2 separate regions of the Homo sapiens genome follow, and region 1 is linked to region 2. A link is a loop called in an ENCODE intact Hi-C map of the cell type or tissue named here. Cell type or tissue: mammary epithelial cell. All regions are shown on one strand. Each heading gives the region's core, and the rest is flanking DNA. Links, peaks and the distances in the headings are about the cores only. Region 1 has its middle 13 kb from the start of LINC01791. Region 2 has its middle 47 kb from the start of LINC01791.

Evidence for each region. Peaks named below come from ENCODE experiments on the same cell type or tissue, not always from the same donor. Only the 100,000 strongest peaks of a DNase experiment are listed, where the experiment ranks them.
Region 1: it touches region 2 in a loop (9-fold over the local background); 2 of 110 quality-filtered maps call a loop at or near these places.

What each region holds. Positions count from the first base shown.
Region 1 is chr19:31,152,160-31,156,558 of GRCh38, forward strand. It overlaps a transcript of TSHZ3 not described here. Among named protein-coding and RNA genes, the nearest start is that of LINC01791, 13 kb to the right of the region's middle. In mammary epithelial cell, for the core only: a CTCF peak has its summit at 1,959; a DNase peak (open chromatin) is centred at 1,952; H3K27ac peaks cover 2,062 bases.
Region 2 is chr19:31,212,569-31,216,967 of GRCh38, forward strand. It overlaps a transcript of TSHZ3 not described here. Among named protein-coding and RNA genes, the nearest start is that of LINC01791, 47 kb to the left of the region's middle. In mammary epithelial cell, for the core only: no CTCF peak of the experiment used is centred there; a DNase peak (open chromatin) is centred at 1,743; H3K27ac peaks cover 1,956 bases.

The DNA.
Region 1 (4,399 bases), core at 312-4,311, 60 kb before region 2:
ACCATTGGGTTTTGCCTAGAATGTCCTAGGTCTCAGGAATGGGATGGATGGTTCCATATTACTGTGTCTTTCCATTCCAATAAGCAGGAACCAAACTCATGCAATAACATGTGTATATGTGAGCGTGTGTGTGTGTGTGTGTGTGTGTGCATGTTTATGTGGAAGGTGCTTCTGTTTTTTGTCAGCCCATCCCAGAAAGCTCGTTTTTCCTTTTCGCTGACTATTCAGAGTTGGAGATGCTATATGTGGAAGGGGTGAGGTGGGAGGATTGCCGCTTCAGGGGTGATTAGAAAAGAAAGGAAGAAGAATAAATAAATACTGTAAGTGGAAGACATCCTCTTGAGTTCACAGCCTTTTCATGGCTTTGAGACAATATAATTGTAACATGACTGAGTATTCAAGCAGCTGGACCTCACCAAGGATGTTCAGGAGTGCCAGAGCTCTAGGGCCCTGGGAAGAGCCAGTGTCATTGCAGGGAGCTAGAGTTCCTGATTAGGGATGGAGTAGAACCTTCACGATTATCCTGTCATGGAAAAATGCAGAATTTAACCATGTCCAGTGCCCAGTCCATTCCTGATCCTAACTTCCTCTGTGCTTCCTTGCTGTGAAACACCTCCACTGTTAACAGCAGCTCCAGGGACCTTACAGAACCCAATGGAGAGGCATCTGAGGCACCATCACCAGACCCATGCCTTGAATGGAAGCAACTCAAAGTCCCAATGGACCCAAAGTCATGAAGCCATGATTAGGACCACACAGTGCAAGTATTCAGATGGATATTTTATAATATCAAATATATAAATGGATTTGTCAAGCCAACAAATACTTGAATATTGTTAAGCATTTGAATAATCCAATATAACAACTTCATTTAGGCTGTCTTTTAGATGACTCATTTCTCAGTGTAATTATCTCACTGGATGGTTTCATGGATCAGGAACTCTGGTTAGAATCATACTAATCCTGCCATTGGAGTTCAGCTGTTTACTACGGTTGGGTGTTGCATAAAGTTGATGATACCGTGTGACATAAGATACTGATGTATAAAGGCCAGTTTTCTACCATGATTACTGTTCGTCAAAAAGATGTTTAGGAAAAAATATAACATGGCACTCAGGATTCCTACTAAAAAATGTACATTCTAGACTATAAGTCTTCTAAACTCTGGTGAAACATTCTACAAAAGAGAAAGACTATGTGTAAAATTAATTCCCTCTCCTTCATCTTACTTATAGAGAAAGGAGTGGAAGGACAGTCATTTAAGCTGAGAATAAAATGGATTGCAGTTTTGGCAGAATAAGAAACTCTATGATCATCAGATGGTGATGTCTGATTGGTGTTTGATAAATATCATCCATAGTTTGTTGAACAGACATGTTCTCACTATTTAAAGGTACTCCACATACCACGTAGTTGCTATCACTTGACTTCTTGTTTTATTTTGTATTATCATAAATTAAACTTTTTGTTGTTGTTAACTTATTTATTGTCTTCCAGAGCAAGAGCTTTGTCCTTCTTGTTTGCTATGGTAATGCGGGCCTAAAACAGTGCCTGGCTCAGAGTGAGTATCTAATAAATATTTGTTGAGTAAATGACTAAATATGTGCTTAATATGGTTGTTGACTGTTAGGTAATTTTCCCTCCCTTAGTCTAGTAAGTGTGTTGACATAATTCATTTAATAAAGAGATTACAAAAATATCACCTTTGGTGGATAGAGTTATTGGCCCCAATTCTCAGCCTTAGCCCTGTGTTTAGAACTTTGCCTTATGAGTCTGTGGTTCTTCCCATTAAAGGGTGGAGCAAATTTCTTCACTCTTGTGTTTGACCAGGAGACTGACTTTGGCCAATAGCAAGAGAGGAAAGTGATGGTATCCCAGTTCTGAACTTCAGCCTTAAGAGAACTTGCATGTTTCTGCTCATTTCTTGTACTTCTGCCATCACCATGAAAAGAACATGCCTGGGCTTACCTGCAGGGCCCAGAAAGAGAGCACCAAACACTGACAGCAGAGCTACCCAGCAGAGCCCCACCCGTAGGTGCCTTGAGCCCCAGCCAGCCCACAGCCACAGGAATGACAGAAATGTTTATTGTTGTGTACCACTGACATGGTGTATTTGCTTGCAGTGCAACAATAGCAAGTCCACACATAATCTTTCTCTGACTCAACTTCATGTCATCCAGTCCCCCAGATGGATGACCCTGTACCCAAGACACTGAATTGGCCCAAATGACCAAGATAGATATTATACCCATGTCCAAGCCAGGACATCTGTCCTTCATTCCTCAGTGGACAGTAGGGAATAAAGAAGAGAACCACCTGACTAAGTGTTGTAGAAAAAAACCAGGTTCCTGTCACATGACCAGGAAAAATAAGCCATGCAGACACTTTGAAGGGCTGGGGATAATGGAGTTTATTGGGTGAAAAGGAAGAAGACTCTCAGCAAAGCAAGAGGGGTTCATGTTAACAGGCCCCAATCTCACAGATTGAATCTCAGGTCAGCTCCCAGAAACAGGAGAGACCAGACTCCTATCACCGCAAATGGCTTGAACTTCCCGAGGTTCCATCCCATCCTCCCAGTGTGCAGGTGGGCATTTTTCAGAGAGAATCAGGAAAGTGTGGGCTTCATTTGAGACCTGAAGTCTGGTTTTTTAGCCTTCAGGCTGTTTTAGGCTTGAAGGCAGGGTTTTGTGGGGGGACACTTGCTGCCTCCTGTCTCTATCATAAGGGCCAGGACCCTTACTCGGCACTTGCCATGTGTTGTCTCATTTTGTCCTCATGGCCGTGGTGTCCCAACTTCACAGGTAAAGATGCCAGGTTTGCTGAGGGGACACCCCTTGCCTCTGTTCTCCCACCTGGGAAGAGAAGTCCTGAAAGCATCTTTCAACAGTGGTTCTTGGAGATAATTCCAAAGAGAAGGACCAGCCCTGTCTGGAATCAGAGCAAATGGATGGAAAAGCAGAGCTAGCGAACCAATCACCTGCACTGTCTCCATCAGCCCCATCCTCACAGCCGCCTGAACATTGAATCTGGCCTCATCTAGACGTGATCCCATGCTCTCCCTGGGACTATGTTACTTGGACAAGGAATATTTGTCCTGGAATCCTTTGTACCCTGCTCTCTTACTTGCCTTAGATAACCCCTTCCGACAGGGAGCAGAATATTACATAAGGGATGCTGGAACTGTGCCTTCAAGATGACAGCATTTTTGAAACAAAGGCATAGCCATAAATCTAATTTGTTTCTTTGCCAGGCTTTCCAAACACAGCTTCGTTGTAGGAAAGTGACCATCCCATCAGAAAATGGAATAATTGTGACTTGCATTTTGAGGACATATCTTTCCGCAGCCTGGGCGCTAGTTCACGCATTCATGTGATAAATTTCTACTGAAGGCACACTGTGAGTCAGGCAGGCTTCTAGGGCCTCGGGGCCCAGATCATTCTCTTAAATTAGTGCCCCTTTGTTTTGGAAGCATTTTAGATTAGACGTCCTTTACCACTGCTTACCGTAGGACTTTAGATGGCTTTCAGACACACACCCAAGTTCTCGCCTTCGTCTGCCCCTGATAATTTGACTTCTATCTTGCCTTCCTAGCCTCTACCTGTTTCCACCTGAGGTTTCCCTGCCCTAAATGCTCCCCTCCATTTCCCTCTAACTTGTTTTCCAGGACACCGATCTAATGGCCTCAGAGAGCAAGGGGCCTTCCCCAACTTCCTGGAGGAGAACCTTTCACAAGTCCCTTAGTGACACCATTGGGAATAATAAATACTTTGTGACATTTGATGCACAATAAGAATATACCCTGAATAATGATCTAATGATCACATTGCTTTGCTTTTGTTATTGTTGTTAACCAATCTGGCTCAACTATTGGAATGTGTGCCTCTTTCTTCAGGTCAGGGACCGTGTTGTGAAAACCTGAGTTCCTGGGACATATTATGGAAGAAGCACAATAAAAACAGATGGGCCAATGTTAATTTGCCTATTCTGCTTATTGTTTATTGTATATGCTCTAGAATGTATGCTCCAAGAAGGCAGGACTCTGTCTGTTGTATTCAATGATGTATTATGAGTACCTGGAATAGTGTCAGGCACGTAATAGGTATTCAATAAATATTGTTAACTGAAAGAACAGTTAGGAGCAGACAGAGAAAATTTTTAGCACTTGTGTAACAATAATAATTCCAGTCTCCAAATACCTTGTCTTTTCCTAAAGGCAGTAGGTCTTCCCGATTCCGATGCCCACAGTTCTTTGTTCTCCCTATAAACAAAACAAGATATTATCAGTGGGATAAGACATCCCACTGGCACCAGTTTTTGTCGGTCGGGAGCAGGAGCAGATATCAGCCACCCAGGGCATCTATTTAAAGTGAAGAAGCTTTGACTTCTGGATCATTATCCA
Region 2 (4,399 bases), core at 148-4,147:
GACAAAATCGAGAACACTGACAACTCCCAGTGCTTCCAAGAGTACTGGGGAACTCTGTTACCGGAACTCTGATTCAGTACCAATGGAAATGCAAAATGGAACAGCCACTTGGAAGACAGTTTGGTGGCTTCTTACAAAACTGAACATCCTCTTAGCATACCATCCTGCAATCCCACTCCTTGATGTTTACCCAAAGGAGATTAAAATTTATGTCTCACAAAAGGCACATGGGTGTTTATGGCAGGTTTATTCATAAGTATTAACACTTGAAAGCACCCAAGACTGCCTTCAGTAGGCAAATGGATAAATAAAATGTGGTACACCCAGACAACAGAATATTATTCAGCACTATAAAGACAGAAGCTAACAAGCCATGAAAAGACATGGGAGAATCTCAAAAGCCTATAATAAAGTGAAAGAAGCCAGTGTGAAAAGGCTATATATGGTACAATTTCAACCATACGACATTCTGGAAAAGGCAAACTATGGAGACAGTAAAAAGATTGACTGGGTGCGGTGGCTCAAGACTATAATCCTAGCACTTTGGGAGGCGGAGGCGGGTGGATTGCCTGAACTCAGGAGTTTGAGACCAGCCTGGGCAACATGGTGAAACCCCGTCTCTACTAAAATACAAAAAAATTAGCCGGGCGTGGCGTCATGCACCTGTAGTCCCAGCTACTCAGGAGGCTGAGGCAGGAGAATTGCTTGAACCTAGGAGGCAGAGGTTGCAGTGTGCCAATATCACACCACTGCACTCCAGCCTGAGCAACAGAGCGAGACTCTGTCTCAAAAAAAAAAAAAAAAAAAAAAAAAAAAAAAAAAATCAGTGGTGTCCAGGGGTAAGGAGGGAAGGATGAATAGGCAGAGCACAGAAGATTTTAGGACAGTGAAACTACTCTATAGGATACTATAATGGTGGATCCATGTCTTTGTACATTTGTGTAAACCCATAGAATGTACAACATCAAGAGTGAACACTGACATAGCTATGTACTTTGGGTGGTGATGATGGGTCAATGTAGGTTCCTCAGTTGTAACAAAGGTACCACCCTGGTGGGGGATGTTGGTAACGGGGTGATTGCATGTATGTGTAAGCAACAGGAGGTATATGGGAAATCTCTGTATCTCTTGTGAACCAAAAACTGAAATAAAGTCTATTTAAAAGAAAAAAACGCAATGGAGGAGAGGAGCAGATTACATAAAAGGAATGAGCGTGCTGGCACTTAGCGCACGTTTGGTGCCCAGTCCTCACTCTCATTCTCTTTAGAATAAGTCTACACTCTTTCTTCTGAGCCTCGAGCTGCCCCTGGAGTTTAGACAATTATCTTCCTTTGAGGATTTGAGAAAAGTTTTCAAATTGCGACAATTTAGGGGGATTTTATTTTTTATTTTATTCTTATTTCTCACTCCTTACTTCTTCCTGCACTTGGAATCGTTAACTTGTGCTGAGTGTGGCCGCCAGGCCATCACTGCTAGAAAGGACGAGAGATTCTTAGCAGTAGTCAGAGAGCACCCGTCGGGACCAGTCCTTCTAATTCTCAAACCAAATGAGGTTGAACAAACCCGGGTAAGTTTTGGCGCTTCCGGCTGGTTGTTCCAAATCTTTGAAAGCCCTCTGCGCACTCTCCGTCATTCATGTAATCATTTAAAATATGTCTTCCTGTACAGGAACTGGGTCCCAGCCGCAGGGTAACCAGAGGCTGCATGAGTCACTGTGGTTAAGACAGATCATTGAATTCTCAGCTGGCGTGACCTCATAGCTGGGAAGCCAGAGGGCCTGCGCCAGCCAAGAGGAGCTAGCTTTGCTGATGGTGTGGTGCAGGAAGTGACTCTGCCCCATACCTGAGTCCTTTCCATAGGAAGTGAGCTGAGTGGAGACAACAGCAGATTGAGAAAGCAAGAACAGAGTCTTTGATTCTTGAGTTTTATTCAGCTCAGGGAAAGACTGCATTCATACCTGGATAAGGCATTGCACCTAAGTTGACTGAGACTTATCACTTTCACATCCCAGGATTAAGTGTGGGGGTCCTGAAGACCTATTTCCTAAAGAATCAGGCAGGCCGGGCGTGGTGGCCCACGCCTGTAATCCCAGCACTTTGGGAGGCCAAGGCAGGCAGATCACGAGGCCAGGAAATCGAGACCATCCTGGCTAACACGGTGAAACCCCGTCTCTACTAAAAATACAAAAAATTAGCCGGGCGTGGTGGCGGGCGCCTGTAGTCCCAGCTACTCGGGAGGCTGAGGCAGGAGAATGGCGTGAACCCGGGAGGCGGAGCTTGCAGTGAGCGGAGATCCGGTCACTGCACTCCAGTCTGGGCGACAGAGCGAGACTCTGTCTCAGAAAAAAAAAAAAAAAAAAAAAAAGAACCGAGCATTCAACCCTCATCCATAGACCATTCCCTCTTTGCCAAAAATGTAACAAAGCAGGAGGGGATTAAAATAAAATTTTTAAAAAGTTGGCAGGTACCAAATATTGATACAAAAATGAAGATATTCGGTTGGTTGGCTATACATCTCCAGTGTAGGTGTTTCAAGCATTTCCCAGACATTAGTCATTTAGATACCACATTCAGAATTGTGGCGCTATATCATGTCAATACTACCCTGTACTCATATTTTTCTTTAATATGAGTCAGGTCTTTACTTAAATAAATTTACTCAAAAAGGAAAATTGCTGTCACTCACTGGGAAGTCAGAATCATCTGTCATAAATTGTAAATCACACAAATGAATTTAATGAAAACATTAAATTAGAAGCATCTGTCCACAGAGCACATAAAATAATCTTAAATAACATCAATGCTATACAAGTAAACAAGAAACATCAAAGAACATCAATGGTATAAGTGTATACAAGAAATATCCATGGTATAAGTGTAGACAAGAAATATCAGAAATAGGGTAAAAATGTGAGCTTTAAAAAACTAAAACTCTGAAGATAGCTGGTCCCAATTGTGTTGTTTTAACCATAAAATAAAATGATTTTTTACATTAATAGGAATATTTACAGAAAAAGGTTCTAAGCTGGGTGTGGTGGCTCACGCCTATAATCCCAGCACTTTAGGAGGCTGAGGCTGGCGGATCACGAGGTTAGGAGTTCAAGACCAGCCTGACCAACATGGTGAAACCCTGCCTCTATTACAAATAAAAAAATTAGCCGGGCATAGTGGTGTGTGCCTGTAATCCCAGCTACTTGGGAGGCTGAGGCAGGAGAATCACTTGAACCCGGGAGGCGGAGCTTGCAGTGAGCCGAGATCGTGCCCCTGCACTCCAGCCTTGGCGACAAAGCGAGACTCTGTCTCAAAAAAAAAGGTATTATAATTTTTTTCTATATATAGGATCTATAGTAGAGTTTTCCAATTGGCTTAAAAAAACTATTAAAAATTAAATTAAATTTATTATTAAATATTAAATATTAAATTAAATTAAAATTGTTAAATTTTGGAGGAAAATCACCAAATTCTCAAAGAAAAACCATACAATGCAATTACTTACAACTCACGTTCTTTATGATGGTGTATGTATATATGTATACAAGAAACATCAAAGAACATCAATGGTATAAGTGTATACAAGAAATATAATTCTTTATGATGGTGTTATGTCTGGCCATCAAATCGTTCTTAAATATTTAAACTTAGTCTGCCAGAATACTCAAGAAATTCATTTTAGGCCTTTTTGGGGGGGCTCCCAGCCCCCACCATGTCTCAAGCTGAGCACACAACTAGGACCCCTATCAGCAAGGCTCCTGGCCTCATGAAGACAGCACTTTGCTGCAAAAGGAGGGACCTAATGGCCATGCTAAGGAGACAGTAACACAAGGTAGTGTGGTACAGAGGGATGAGAGTCACCTGAGATCATCAGAAAGGCTTTCCCAGGAGGCAGCTTTTTTTTTTTTTTTTGAGACAGAGTCTCCGTCACCCAGGCTGGAGGGCAGTGGTGCAATCTCAGCTCACTGCAACCTCCACCTCCCTGGCTCAAGCAGTTCTCCTGCCTCAGCCTCCCGGGTAGCTGGGACTACAGGTATGTGCTACCACACCCAGCTAATTTTTGTATTTTTGTTTTGTTTTGTTTTGTTTTGTTTTTGAGATGGAGTCTCACTCTGCCACCCAGGCTGGAGTGCAGTGGTGCGATCTCGGCTCACTGCAAGCTCTGCCTCCCGGGTTCATGCGATTCTCCTGCCTCTCTCCCGAGTAGCTGGGACCACAGGTGCCCGCCACCACGCCTGGCCAATTTTTTTTATTTTTTATTTTTTATTTTTTATTTTTTTGTAGAGACATGGTTTCACCATGTTAGCCAGGATGGTCTCGATCTCCTGACCTTGTGATCTGCCTGCCTCAGCCTCCCAAAGTGCTGGGATTACAGGCATGAGCCACCGCGCCTGACCAATTTACCAATT